3 separate regions of the Homo sapiens genome follow, and regions 2 and 3 are each linked to region 1. Evidence: chromatin loops called from intact Hi-C (ENCODE). Cell type or tissue: OCI-LY7. All regions are shown on one strand.

Region 1 (5,000 bases):
TTGATTCCTAGCTCAAGAAAGCCAGGATGGGTGAGATTGTGTTTTTCTCTGTTACACAACAAAATCGGCATCTAAGTTAGAGTTTGTTAATTCTCAAGCATTTAATTTCATGTGTTTTCAGTAGACTATTGGCTATAATTACTATAATTTTAAAATTTTTTATTCTGAAGTGTCATATATCATGCAGAAAAATACACTATTATATATATATATGAATTATCATAAATGAAAAATATAAACAAATTACTATAAAGTGAACACTCATCTGTCCATCCGTGCAGGATAAGAAATAAAACACTACCACTGCTCAAAGCCCCCTCATGCCCTTTCCCAATTACCACTCTAGTCCTTCCTCAAAAGATAAACACTGTGCTTACTTAACAGTATAATTTCATTTGGCATATTTTTTAACTTTATATAAGTAGAATCATTTCTCCTTCTCCTTCTCCTTCTTCTTCTTCTTTTTTTTCTGATACGGAATCTCGCTCTGTCACCCAGGCTGGAGTGCAGTGGCGTGGTCTCGGTTCACTGCAACCTCCGCCTCCCGGGTTCAAGCGATTATCCTGCCTCAGCTTCCTGAGCAGCTGTGACTTCAGCCTCCCACACCCCAACCACGCCTGGCTAATTTTTTTGTATTTTTAGTAGAGACAGAGTTTCACCTGTTGGCCAGGCTGGTCTCGAACTCCTGACCTCGAGTGATCCGCCCACCTTGGCCTCCCAAAGGTCTGAGATTACAGACATGAGCCACCGTGCCTGGCCAAATCATACATTTTCTTAAAGCATTCTTAGAAGAAAAAATTGGGTGCTTGTGCTTACCATTGAGTCAATAAGATGAGATATTTGAAATAGGGACTGCCTTGAAATTTAGAACATACAGTCAGTGAAATTTTGTCTCTTTATAAAAAAAGTCTATCTTTAGATAGACTTATAGATATAGATGATAGAAAAAAGAGCAAGACTGTGACTGCCCAGTTTAAGAGATCTAGAAGGTTTTTCTAGGAGCCAGCAACTTGTCCCCAAATAAAATAGTTATGTTCTCTTTGACAAGAACCCAGAAAGTTTCCACAGCCAATCACACACTAACAGATGGGATTTAGTGACTGGGGGGAAAAAAGCAAGCAAATAAAACTTCAAAGAAACAGAAAGATTGAAGAAGGAGAAAGATAAGATTTTGCCTTCTTATTTATTTTAGAAGTGGTTGTTAAATAGAGCCACTCATAATAAATTTGTCTTTTTGTTTTGTTTATAGATCAAGATTACTTGAGGCCAGGCACGGTGACTCATGCCTGTAATTCCAGCACTTTGGGAGGCCGAGGGAAGCAGATCACTTGAGATCAGGAGTTCAAGACCAGCATGGCCAACATGGTGAAATCCTGTCTGTACTAAAAATACAAAAATTAGCCGGGCTTGGTGTCTCATGCCTGTAATCCCAGCTACTCAGGAGGCTGAGGCTGGAGAAGCTCTTGAATCCAGGAGGCTGAGGTTGCAGTGAGCAGAGATCGAGCCACTGCATTCTAGCCTGGGCAACAGAGGGAGACTCCTTCTCAAACAAAAAAATAATAAAATAACTACTTGAACCAGGAAAGGGAGGGAGAAAATGGAAAATTAAAGAGTTAGAGTCTATATTAATCAGTTTTTGCTATGCTTTGTTGTGAAACAACCAACCTCCAAACATCAGTAGCCTAAAGCAATAAAGGCTTTTTCCTTACTTATATTACTTCAGCTGCAGTGAGCTGCCATTATGTTGCATATGTCTTTTTCTTCCATAACACGAGCTTAAGAAGCAGTTTGATCTGGGATATATCATTCCTAAGGCAGAGGAAAAAGAAAAAGAGATGGCAGAGATACTCAGTGACTATTAAAACTTCTGCTTGGGCCTGACACGTCACTTGCTGCTTAGATTTCATTAACAAATCAAGTCACTTGGCCAAGCTTGACATTAGTTGACATTAGTCCTTTCTAGAGTCAGCAGATCATTGGAACAACAGTGCAGACCATTACAGGGCTCATTTTCAAATGAAGATCAGTCAGAAATTGTAATACAAAAATCAGGGGGAAAGGGAAGTAGTTCCCCAAAATTCAACATGCATAATCAGAATCTACCCATTTGTAGATTACCCATTCATGTAAGAAAATCCACTAAATAATTCATAATATATGCCTTAGATATGTTAGAAGCCCATGTAGTTCATAAAAGAACAGTGACTTCTTTAGGAAGCATCTTTCACTCCGTGCACTGGATTTCCAATAAATTCTTTTGTTTTCCGGAAGAGTGTGAAGAATTCTCAGATGAAAGGAAGAGCCATAGCCTAATCCCTGCTTTGTATCCAGAAGCCTCTGCCTATAGCCTGGATTTTCAGTATCTCTTCTGTTCTATAATCCTCCTCTGTATGGACTCCTACGAGGATATAAATTATCTATCTTCAGCCATAAGTTTTCTGTGATGTATTTTCAGAAACTTCACAATGTCTATCCTTGCTGACAACATAAATCCTTTCTTCATACTGAAAAGACCGGAAAACAATTCTGTTTCTTTAGACGGTTCTTTGCTATAAAACTTCTTCATTTAAACAGCACTTTCTTAGCCCTTGTAGAATTTGTTTTGTTGAAGTGCTTAGTCTGTCTTTGAAATAAGCATATTTCATCTAATTTTGAATGATTCCAGCTGCTGGATTACCTATCTTGAAAGTGAGTCAGGAGACTTGTTGGTTTGGGGGGATTAGAGAAGGAAGTAGATTTCAATTTTCCAAAATGCAAGTCTGACACCTTCTGGAAAGCATGTGACTATTACACCCACAAGTTAGTTCCCTTGGTCCACTATTGAGAAGGCCAGGGGTACATGAAGTTAGATGGGCAAAATCTTGCATTTTTATTTCTATAAACTGCTATTTAATATTTAGGATTTTCTTCAATTATGAATATGGACAACTAACCATAGTAGTATTATTAGTAATGTTGTCAACAGTAGAAATTATAGATTTAAAAAATCACATTATAATTATTGCAGATATCAAAAAGTATTGTTTACACTCACCATTACTTTGAAATTCTGATAGACCTGTCATTAGATCTCGTTACTTAATGAGTTAGTATAAAACACGTGCATTAGTATTTCATATATTTGCTATTTTAACCTTATGACTTTTGAATATTTCAGCATAATTGGTTTTCTTTGAAAATCTATATATATTATTAATATTTGGCACACAAAGAATATTTTGAGAAGTTGTCTATAGTTTACAACGAAACAGCTATGGGTTTATGGTACAAAAAAGATTAAGAATGCTTGTTCTAGATGCATTCTAAAAGGGATAGAGGAGGACAAAAGAATATATAGAACTACATCTCTCTTTCACTAAAATAATGATTTTTAGTTCTTGTGTATAGAGTTAAATGGCAAGAGTATTTTAATATAAAATAATGTTTTGATATTATATAATGATTAATGTACAAAGCTTGTCTTTCCTTTTTCTTCTCGTGAAAATGGACCCCAAAACTGTGTCAAGGGAACTACCCCTTTTTCCTTCACTTCCCTCCCTCTACCCCCCACCACAAAGTTGAGTTTTTAAAAAATGTCTTTTTTAAACTATGAAGTTCATTTTTAATTTTTATATCAGGTAATAATTCCTGGACACTGAATTGCAATTGACAAAGGGAATAAGAAAAGACTAGCAAATTTCCCATCATTCATAAAAATGCTTCTACATTAGAAACAGCAGAAACACACCTGAGCTCTATGGTGTTCCTGGGCAAGCAAGGGGGCTACTGTTGAGCACAGTCTGTGTGTGGAGCTGCTTATTTTAACAAGATGGACTGGAGAGTCGGCTCCAAGTGTGTAGCATATGCTCTGAGGGAGCACAAGATCATCCAGCAGGAAGCAGAAAGAAAAAATTGGAACTTCTATTTCTGTTTATCTAAAATTTGAAAACCAACCAACTTTACCTGTATTTCTCACATATTCTGTCTGTACGTCAGCAGGTCAGGATCCTATGAGAGGCATGAGGTGTCCTCAGCAAGGTGTGGAACTTCCACAAAGCAGTGGGGTTGGCAGCCACCCTTCATCCTTCCTCTGCTTTGGAGCTGCTGAGACATTTGCAGTTTTTGTGTGCCCAGTTAAGTGACTCCACAAATGCATCATCTTGTTTTAACTAAGCTTGTCTTCACAAAGTGGAGTTCCACATGGAACTGTGGGTTGAAGATATTTGCAATAATGCGATCTCATAAACTTATCAAAATACAATGGCAGAGGTTCATTTACTCCTAATGTGACCCTTTCAGAAACAATACAAAGAAAAAAAATGACCAACTCATAACATCTAATAATTAATTGAATGTCCTAAAATAGAAGTAATCAAGACGATTTAATATACAGATTGATAAATGTTGTTGCTAATGATGACCTTGCCTGCAGTGCATATTGTGCCTTGAGAAGTTAGTTAATAGTAGCCATACATATAAAGAACTTATATATATATATGTAAGTTCAAAGATTATTTACTAAGAAAAATACATTATCAAAAGAGTTTGAATAGTACTATTATAAAGCTCCAAGAATAAAGTTTTTGAACCAAACCATGAATAAAAAAGTTCTATTGTGAGTTTAGCATCATTAGAAGAGGGAGTGCCATGTTGGCCAAAGTGAGTTTTGCTGGCCCAGGATATTAAATCTAACAATAATGTGGAACAGCAAGAAGACATTGTTGGTTGAAATGGACATTAGGGTATTGTGGACTGAGTGTATTTATCCATCTCTGCCTGTCTCCCTAGTTAGACTGTGGACCTCATGCAGCCAAGAATTGTGTCTATTAGTCCCACATTCCAAGCTGCTGCCTGGCATCAGTAGGTGCTCAGAAAACTTTTGCTGGGCTTATGGATTCAAAGAAACAAATAACTAAGGGGAATTTTACCTTTGGTTTATAGCACAATTTCTCTTTGCCCCTTAGCATTTCCCAGTGATGGGAAGTTATTCCAAGTTGGAAAGCAGAATTCAAATGACAGGA
Region 2 (5,000 bases), 130 kb before region 1:
GTACCATCTCGGTTCACTGCAACCTCCACTTCCCGGGTTCAAGCTAGGACTACAGGCACATGCCACCATGCCCAGCTAATTTTTGTATTTTTTGTAAAGACAGTGTTTTACTATATTGCCTAGGCTTGTCTGGAACGTTTTAGCTCAAGAGATCCACTCATCTCGGCCTCCCGAAGTGCTAGGATTAAAAGAGTGAGCCACCACGCCTGGCCACTTCACTTCTTAAATAAAAGTAAGGAATTATGTAACATGGTGATAATTATTACATTATATTTAAGTGAAAACAATAATATACTTATCTAAAATTGAAGACATGTTTTACTTAAAAATTACTTATATAGCATGCATAAATGATGAAATGATTTTTTAAATTCATAATGGATCTCTCCAAATAATATCTTACAAAGTAAAGAGTTTAGGAATATAAAAATATTGGAAAGTGCTGATCAAGTTCAAGTCCCTTACTTTGCTGATATAAAAAGATGTTGAATGGGTGCTTTGTTTAGATAAACAAAGATAGCAGCAGAGGCAAGATTAGTACCAATCTGGTATTTTTTTACACTTCCGTGTTTCTGTCCTTATGTTCACTAAGGGAAAACAAAGCGAAACTATGTGACCAATCCTCAGTAGTTCAGCTGGAAACAAATGGCTAAGATGGAATAACTCTCAAATTCCAACCTACCTATCTTGAGTCCTATTCCTCCTGTGTCTGCTTCTGCTGGAAGACAGGTAGCACTACAGCAATTGAATATATCCCCAAACCCATATCTGCACGGCTTGTGTAAGTTACTGTCTGTTTAGAAAGGCCTACAAAGAGTGATTCAGACACTACATAGTTGGAAGTTAGAATTCTTATCTGTCTCTAGAGGCTTCCCAAACCCTCCCAACTACACTGTATAGGGAGTTCTCTGCTCCTGTTATACTGGAATTTGGCTCTGAAATGAACCTCTGGTATGACCTAAACTGGCAACGATACACTGTGATGTTGACCAGTTGGCGATGTAGAGAAAATCCCTGCCTCTTTTTTGACTACTGACTCTGGCCCCTGGCTCCCTCATTGCTGTCCCCATTCTCACACAGGGTCATTGCTCTGGCACAAGACCCCCAGATTTCCACTACCCAGTACTCAACTTTACAACTTTAGAGAGACCACAGATTTGTGAGACTACAACTCTCCAATGTCAGAGTACAACTTTGAAAAGTTTACCAAGGGCTTTATGCTATCTAGCCCAACAACAAAACAAAGCTCAGACAACTCCTATTTCTGGATATGGGGGCCCCAAACAACCTGCAAAAAGAAAGATGAGGGATTGAGGTCAGTTCCGTTATCCTGGGCTTTCTCACCTTATTATTTGTTTTTTCTTTAGTCTTGCAAGATTCCAGTGCCTTGTGTCCAAATGTTTTTCTTACTTTTGCACAACTTCGAGCTTGAGGTAGCTGCAAAATAGCAGGTCTAATAACATGTTTAGAATGTTTCACAGGACCTTAAAAGAATAGAATTAAAGGATAAATATATGTTTACTGAAATATTCCTTTACTCCCTATTTTTAATTAATATAATTCTTATTTTCTAAAGTCATGTTTAAATGAGGGACTAGCGTTAATTAATCCAAGTCAAAATAACCATTGAGTTCCCCAACATTCACACCCTGCCTAGCTTTTGCCCAATAACTATTCATTTTGATCATGAAACCTGGCTTACTTGCATTATTTCTTCATGTTTTGTCACTCTGACCTACCTCCATGCCCCCAACACACGCACACATATAGGGAGATGAAAATATAGGTGGTAAAATATACAATTTCTGAGGTTCTTGAAATAGAAGCTACATACCTTGTTCAGCACTCTTTATATCAACACTACTTTGCACAAGAGCTGATGTCATAAAAACATTGTTTTTCCTCACTGTAAGAAAAAATATTTAAATTTTTTTAAATACAGAAGAGTGTCAGATTCTACACTATTTGGGGCTTAACAATCCCATTCCGAACTCACCAGCAGATGTCGCAATTGGCACTAACAGAGTAGTAGGTAGTGCCCTCTGGAGCACTGGCTCTGCGAAAAATGGGATTGCCAGCCAGGCGCGGTGGCTCGCGCCTGTAATCCTAGCACTTTGGGAGGCCAAGGCGGGTGGATCACCTGAGGTCAGGAGTTCGAGACCAGCCTGGCCAACATGGCGAAACCCCGTCTCTACTAAAAATACAAAAAATAATGAGCCGGGCGTGGTGGCAGGTGCCTGTAATCCCAGCTACTCGGGAGGCTGAGGAAGGAGAATCTCTTGAACCCAGGAGGTGGAGGTTGCAGTGAGCTGAAATCGCACCACTGCACTCCAGCCTGTGTGACAGGAGCGAGACTCCATTTCAAAAAAAAAAAAAAAAAAAAAAAGATATTGCCGGATGCGTCCTGCTACATAGTTCTGTTTACTTTCAGATATCTAAGTGAAAATTAGGTGACTAGCAGAAAAGGCAGTCTTTTTTTTGAATCTTTAAATAGTGCACTGTCAGAAATTCTACAGACTACAAAATCTGAATTGGTAATGAACCCTCCGGCATTAATATATAGCTCTTATAGAATATTATAAAACTGTTAGCAAAGTCTGCCCACACTCCCTGACTTTTTAATGAGTATACCTGAAGAAAGAAGTAAAGATGACAAATCTGCTAAGTTATTTTTCTACAAACATGTTGGTGGGGTAAGACTGTGGTGGTGGCTCCGAGTATAGAATTTCTATACATTTCAAAGGGATCTCCTCTTCATTGCAAATTGCAGAAACAGCAACCTTTGGCATTTAATGAAAATGAGAAAAGAATAATTGCTTCTTCAAAGTATTCTTTAAGGTGTTATAAATGTTGGGGTAGAATCCCTTCTCTACTTCAGAGTTCAATTTAATGTTTTTTATGATCTTTATTATTGAACATCAACAAAAAAAGAGCCATATTTTTCTCCTGCTGAACACCACTAACATTCTGCACAACATAAAACAGAATGATAATCTTTCTTTTTGTGTGAGTGTCCAGTAAAAAATGAATTAAAGCACGTGCATAGATAACTTAAAGTCGTTCCTTTGTTTTATGTATAAATACAATAAAACAGAACACCTTTGCCTCTGGGATTAGGATCTCTATTTCTATGTCTCTCTCACTTTTTTTTTTTTTCTTTGAGATTGAGTCTCTCTCTGTCATCCAAGCTGGAGTGCAGTGGCATGACCTTGGCTCACTGCAACCTCTGCCTCCTGGGTTCAAGCGATTCTCTTGCCTCAGCGCCCCAAGTAGCTGGAACTACAGGCGTGCAACACCATGCCCGGCTAATTTTTGTATTTTTAGCAGAGACCAGGTTTCACCATGTTTGCCACGCTGGTTTCGAACTCCTGGCCTGCAGAGATCTGCCTGCCTTGGCCTCTCAAAGTGCTGATATTACAGGCATGAGCCAACACGCCCAGCCAGGATCTCTGTTTCTCTTAATGTCTGAGCTTGTCAGTCAGGTTAGAAGGACTAGAGACACTAAAAGGTGTCTCTTCTGCATCTGAAAGTTACTTGATATACTGTTGCTCAGTCATGCCTGCAATTATTAATAAGAATACAGATTTATTCATTGAAAAACTCTGTTGTTCAGGCCAGGCATGGTGGCTCACGACTGTAATCCCAGCACTTTGGGAGGCCGAGGTGGGCGGATCACGAGGTCAAGAGATCAAAACCATCCTGGCCGAAATGGTGAAACCCCATCTCTACTAAAAATACAAAAATTAGCTGGGCATGGGTGGTGTGCGCCTGTAGTCCCAGCTACTTGGAAGGCTGAGGCAGGAGAGTCACTTAAACCCGGGAGGCAGAGGTTGCAGTAAGCTGAGATCACGCCATTGCACTCTAGCCTGGGCGACAGAGCCAGACTCCGTCTCAAAAAAAAAAAAAAGAAAGAAAGAAAGAAAAAACTCTGTAGTTCCTGGGTAGAGGGGGATCAATTCAAATGAAGTGAGTAGTTTGTAATTTTTCTTTCTTAGTGGCAAACTTAACTTGGAAAAGGCAATTGATTGTTTAGTAGAAATAAAAACATGAGAATAGAGATCATTTTAATGTGGAGAAAATGCCAACCATTTCAAATATTTTATTATGATAAAACAGTTTTACTAAGCAAAACATTATAAATTTCAAGTAAAGAGGAGTAATGTTTTAATTAGTGGAAATTTTAATGGATTTCTATGCTAAGCTTAAAATATGAATCTAAAGCATAATTGCATGTTTTAAATGCTATTACATTATAAACTATGTAGATGGACAATAGTAAGTAAAATAATGCAAATTGTTTTTACTTTTATAGGGCTGCCTTAAATAAAATAATACTGTTATAAATGTGAAATCCTAAAAAAACATGAAGTTCAAACTTTCTACCAAAGGTAAAAACATATACTCAGAATTTGTGAAGTTAGAATTCATAAGGTATTCTTCGATGCATACTTTGCTAAGGCCTCTGTTTATTTCTAAAGTGTCAGCATTTTATGATCGCTAAAAAAGAAAAGTCATCATTAATAAGAATGATTTTGAAAAGTCAGTGTCAGGCTTGAGGTTCTAGAAACTCTTTATTACCTGGCCCAGAATGGGGGAAGGTTGGGAGGTTAGTGACGGATGAACATCTCATTTGCTTCTGAGACAAGGTTGACACTAAAAGCAGATTGCAAACTAAAGTCAGTAAGAAAGTGGGTTTTTTGTTTTGTTTTCATTTGGAGTTTTGCTGTTTTGGAAAAATTTCTGTATCACTAATTTAGAAAAATCTTTTTATTTCTATTAATAAAAATGAGTACATCTGATGAAGATGATAAATTAATTTCCATTCAATTCCATTCAACAGTAAATATTTATTTTGTGGTCACCATATGTAAGACACTATCAACCATGAAGATGACCTCGAGGAACTCACAGTGGAGGAAAAATATATACATAGATGCTGTATTACAAGGTGGAAGGCATAGAGCTCATTATGAAAGGAATCCCTGGAGTGCTTTCAGCAT
Region 3 (5,000 bases), 320 kb before region 1:
GATTCGCTTTGCAGGTATTTTGTTTAGGATTTTTGCATCTTTGTTCACCAGCGATATTGGCCTATAGTTTCCTTTTTTTGTTGTGTCCTTGAAAGATGTTGTATCAGGATGACACTGGTTTCTTAGAATGAGTTATGGAGGAATCCCTCCTCCTCTACTTTTTGGAATAATTTCAGTAACATTGGCACCAGCTCTTCTTTGTATGTCTGTTAGAATTCAGCTATAAATCCATCTGCTCCAGGATGGAGCAGGATGTTTTGTTTTTTAACGAAAACAAAAACAACAAAAAAACGGTCTCACTCTGTCACCCAGGGTGCAGTGAAGTGGAGTGATCACAGCTTCTTGCAGCCTTGACTCCCTGGGCTCAAGAAATCTTCCCACCTCAGCCTCCCAAGTAGCTGGGACTACTGGCACACACCACCATACATGGCTAATTTTTGTATTTTTTGTAGAGATGAGATTTCACATTGGTGCCCAGGCTGGTCTCAAATTCCAGGGTTCAAACATTCCACCCATCTCAGCCTCCCAAAGTTTTGGGATTACAGACATGAGCCACTGCACCTGGCCGAATTTTTTATAGTGGGTTAATTTTTATTACTTATACAACTCCAAAACTCATTATTGGTCTATTCATGGTTTCCATTTCTTCCTGGTTCAACTTTGGGAGGCTGGGTATTTCCAGGAATTTATGCATTTACTCTAAATTTTCTAGTTTGTGCCCATACAGATGTTCATAGCAGTCTCTGAGGATCTTTTATATTTCTGTGGAATCAGTTGTAATGTCACCTTTGCCCTTTCTGATTGTAGTTATTTGTATCTTCTCTCTTTTTTCCCTGCATCTAGCTAGTGGTCTATCAATCTTGTTTATCCTTTCAAACAACTAACTTTTTATTTCATTGATCCTTTTTATGGCTTTGGGGGTCTCAATTTCATTTGTTTCTGCACTGATTTTAGTTATTTCTTTTCTTCTGCTAGCTTTGAGTTTAGTTCTTGTATGTTTGTTCTTGTTCTTTTGTTTGTTCTTGTTCTTGTTCTTTCAGGTGCAACATTAAATTGTTAATTTGAGATTTTTCTATCTTGATGTAGGCATTTAGCACTATAAACTTTCCTCTTACCACTGCTTTTGCTGTATTCCAGAGATTTTGGTATATTATACCTCTATTTTCATTCATTTCAAATAATTTTTTATTTCTCTCTTAATTTTATTATGTACCCTAAAGTCTTTCAGGAACAAGTTGTTTAGTTTCCATGTAATTGTGTGGTTTTCAGAGCTCCTCTTGGTATTGATTTCTAATTTTATTCCACTGCGGTGCATGATGATGCTTGGTGCAATTTCATTTTTTTAAATTGGTTAGGATTTGCTTTATGACTGAGCATGTGGTTAATCTTTGAGAAAGTTCTGTGCACAGATGAGAATAACATATATTCTGTGGTTGTTAGCTGGAGTATTCACCAGATGTCTATTAGTTCTGTTTGGTCAAGTATCAAATTTAAGTCCAGAATTTCTTTGTTAGTTTTCTGTCTCTGTGATCTGTCTAATGCTGTTATTATGTTATTATATGGCTGTTTATCTCCTTTCTTACTTCTGGAAGTAATTGTCTTATAAATCTGGGTGCTCCAATATTGAATGCCTATATATTTAGGATAGTTAAATCATCTTGTTGAATGGAACCATTTATCATTACATAATGCCCTTCTTTGTTCTCTTTTACTATTGTTGGTTTAAAGTCCGTTTTATCTGATACAAGAATTGCTACCCCTGCTTCTTTTCATTTTCCATTTCAGTGATAGATCTTTCTCTATCCTTTTATTTTGAACACGTGAGATGGATGTCATGAAGGCAGCAGAGGGTTAAATCTGTTTTTTATCCATATTGCCATTCTATGTCATTTAAGGAGCGCATTTAGGCCATTTACACTCAAGGTTAATATTGATATGTGAGGTTTTGTTTCTATTGTGGTATTATTAGCCAGTTGCTAGTTGTTAGCTAGTTGCTTTGTAGTTTCTATTATGTAGTTGTTTTATGTAGAGTCTATGGGCTTTACTTACACGTGCTTTTGTTGTAGCAGGTATTGTTCCATGCTCAGAACTCCTTTTAGCCTGGATCTGCAGCTGTGGTTTGGGCAGCTGCAGTGGCACCCAGGAGGGCAGGGTTCCTGCCTGCTCCTGGACCTCAAGAGCACAGGGAGGCTTAGATCTGCCTGCTCCATGGGGCGTGCGACTCCTGCCTGCTCCGTGGGGCTGCGGCTCCTGCCTGCTCCTTGGTCGTGCAACCCCGTCCACACCCCTCTACTGCAGCCTGCGTGATGGCAGCGGCAGGCCATCTGGAGCTGCCGCTGCCATCACTTCTGCTTAGTTTTTTCTATTGTTATGTCTTCCAGCTGTATTTTGAAATCTCTGTAGTGAATTTTTCTATTCCAGAAATTCTGTTTGGTTCTTCCTTAATATAACTATGTCAACTTACATATCCTGGATCATTTTTCTGGTTTCTTTGTATTAGATTTCAACTTGCTCTTGGATCTCATTGTGTTTCCTTGCAATTCATATTTTGAGTTACCTTTCATTTCAGACATTTCCGTCTAGTTAGGATCCATTACTAGGTAGCTGGTGTGATCCTTTGGAAGTGTAAAACACTGTTGCTTTTTGTACTACTGGAGTTCCTGTGCTGATTCCTTCTCATCCAAAGATGCTGTAACTTCTTTTTTTGAATTTGCTATCATTTGGGTGAGGCTTTTTCATTTTTTAATTTTTTCCCTTGGGGGTGTATGACTGTGGTGCATATTGTGTATGATCATTTGGCTTAGTTTCTAGGTGCTTTCAGGAGACAAGTATTCTGTACGGGTTCCTTGGTTGTGGATGGGTTCTAGGCGGTGGAACCTATCCACAAGCTATCTCAGATGCTGTTTGCTGTAGCTATGTATTTTTTGTTTAGTGGTGGAGTTCAGATGGAGCCCAGTAGATGGCGATAAAAAGTAAGAGCTACCAGGTAGGCTGATGCCTAGTGTACGTGCCCTCCCTGATGAGGATGGCAGAAAGAGATCCTGTTGGAGTATGCTGAAGTCTCACGGGAAGGTGGAGCAGAAAGTGCATCAGCTCCTTGTCCTGAGCTGGCAGGAACACGATCTGCTTCCATATCATGCCCCGTCACAGGGCTCATGACCTGTTTACAAAGGCTTTGTTCTTTGGTTCCCGGCCACAGTGTAGCTGTACACCACAGATTGACCTCTCTGAGGGATACCACTAGTATGGGGGTCAGGGCAGAATTTCTTCCCCCAGTCCAGAGCAGGAAACTTCATGGTCTGTCCTCAGTTGCCGGGGCACGGCTGCTCCATATAGGGAGGGGAAGTTGGACCCCACCCTTCATCCCATTCTATTGTTAATGAGAATCTGATTGTTACCAGCTCTTACCATCATAAATAAAGCTACAATGAACATTCTTATGCATGCCTTTTGTTGGAAATGTGCATTCATTTATCTTGGTATGAATCTAGGAGTGGAATTCCTTGATCACAAGGTAGGGTAGGTTAAGCTTTCTTAGATATTACTAAAGAGTTCTTCTAAGGATTGTACCAGTTTCCACTACCACCAGCAATGTATGAGAGTTCAACTTGCCCCACAGCCTTCCCAAATCTGGAATTGTCAGTAAGTCTTTTTAGTGTTAGTTATTAATATCTCCTTGTTTTAATTTGCATTTTCCTGATTACCAATGATGTTGCATACTTTTGAAATATATTATTGGCAATTTGGGTAGCCTTGTTTATGAAATGCCTAAGCAAGTATTTTGTCATTTTTCAAATTATGTGGGATTTTTTTTGTTTTGTCTTATTTTTTGTAGGAATTTATATATATTCTCGATCAGAGTCCTTTGTTCAATATACATTGGGTGCTGTCTTCTCCCAGTATATGACTGGTCCTTTATTCGCCTAACGGTATCTTTTGATTAATGGAATTTCCTATTCATAATTCTAAGGTATTTATTTTTTTATGTTTAGATTAGTGCTTTTCATACTGTCCAATAAAAAATACCTTGCATATTCTGAGTTCAAAAATACATCGCTTGTTTTTTTCCAGAATCTTTATTGATTTATCTATTATACTTCAGTCTATGATTCATTTCAAATTTTCTATGTACAGTGCTGGGCATTTTTTCCATGTGGGTATATAATTGCTTCAGCAACATTTATTGGGAAAAATTTTTTAACTTTTATTTCCACATTGTATTGGGGTTTTGGTCATAAAACAAAAGATCATTTTTTGTGGGGTTATTTCTGAATACTACTATTCTGTTTCATTGATCGACCTTGATAGCCTTATTCTAATATTATACTGCCTTAATCACAGTAGCTTTAAAGTAAATCTTGAAATCTGGAATTCTAATTTTTCTGAAGTTCTCCTATTCCACATTGCAAACAACTTGTTAATTTTAACAAAGACATTTATAGTATAATTATATAGTAATTTTATAGTTTTCTCAAGATTTAATTGAATCTAGACATCAATTTGGGTAAATTGATTTCTTCACAATGTTAATTCTTCCAATCCATCTCCAGTTAATTACATCCTCTTCAATTTTTTCCAAGGTTTTATAGTTTTCAGTGTACAGATCATTTAATTTATTTAAAAGATTTTGTTTTATGATTATTATAAAATGTACTATGACATTTTATGTCAATTTTCAATTGTTTATTTCTGGTATATAGAAATACAATTGATATTTGTAAACTGACCTTTTATCCTATGACAAGGTTGGGTTCATTTAGTAATAGCTGTAAAACCAGACCTGGTACTGAGAGTTTACTGAACCATTTGTGATTCCCTTGGATTTTCCATGTACCTAAATGCATAATCTGCCAAGAGTTTTATTCTTTCTTTTTTATTTTATTTTTTGGCCTAATTGCATTCCATGGACTTCCATATAATGTTGAAAGGAAATGGCGAGAGTGGACCTGCCTGTCATGTTCCTGACTTTAGGGAAAAGAAATAGAGTTATTTTTTCACCA

The links. Hi-C counts contacts between places; a loop is a spot of excess contacts. Peaks named below come from ENCODE experiments on the same cell type or tissue, not always from the same donor. Only the 100,000 strongest peaks of a DNase experiment are listed, where the experiment ranks them.
Region 2: a loop joins it to region 1, with 8 times the contacts of the local background. A loop is called at or near these places in 66 of 110 quality-filtered maps.
Region 3: a loop joins it to region 1, with 3 times the contacts of the local background. A loop is called at or near these places in 11 of 110 quality-filtered maps.

The regions. Positions count from the first base shown.
Region 1 is chr5:36,395,596-36,400,595 of GRCh38, forward strand. No RefSeq gene overlaps it. Among named protein-coding and RNA genes, the nearest start is that of RANBP3L, 96 kb to the left of the region's middle. In OCI-LY7, CTCF peaks have their summits at 2,759 (motif pointing left) and 2,963; DNase peaks (open chromatin) are centred at 626 and 2,756; H3K4me3 peaks cover 434 bases; H3K27ac peaks cover 2,036 bases.
Region 2 is chr5:36,263,615-36,268,614 of GRCh38, forward strand. RANBP3L (RAN binding protein 3 like) reads right to left here. Exons shown (of 14, transcript NM_145000.5): 5 at 1,835-1,906; 6 at 1,345-1,484. All of the region lies in intron 1 of LOC124900962 (a long non-coding RNA gene), which reads left to right. Among named protein-coding and RNA genes, the nearest start is that of NADK2, 24 kb to the left of the region's middle. In OCI-LY7, CTCF peaks have their summits at 1,981 (motif pointing right) and 2,190; a DNase peak (open chromatin) is centred at 2,017.
Region 3 is chr5:36,076,396-36,081,395 of GRCh38, forward strand. No RefSeq gene overlaps it. Among named protein-coding and RNA genes, the nearest start is that of UGT3A2, 12 kb to the left of the region's middle. RefSeq lists an enhancer at 3,020-3,069. In OCI-LY7, CTCF peaks have their summits at 2,948 (motif pointing right) and 3,149; a DNase peak (open chromatin) is centred at 2,976.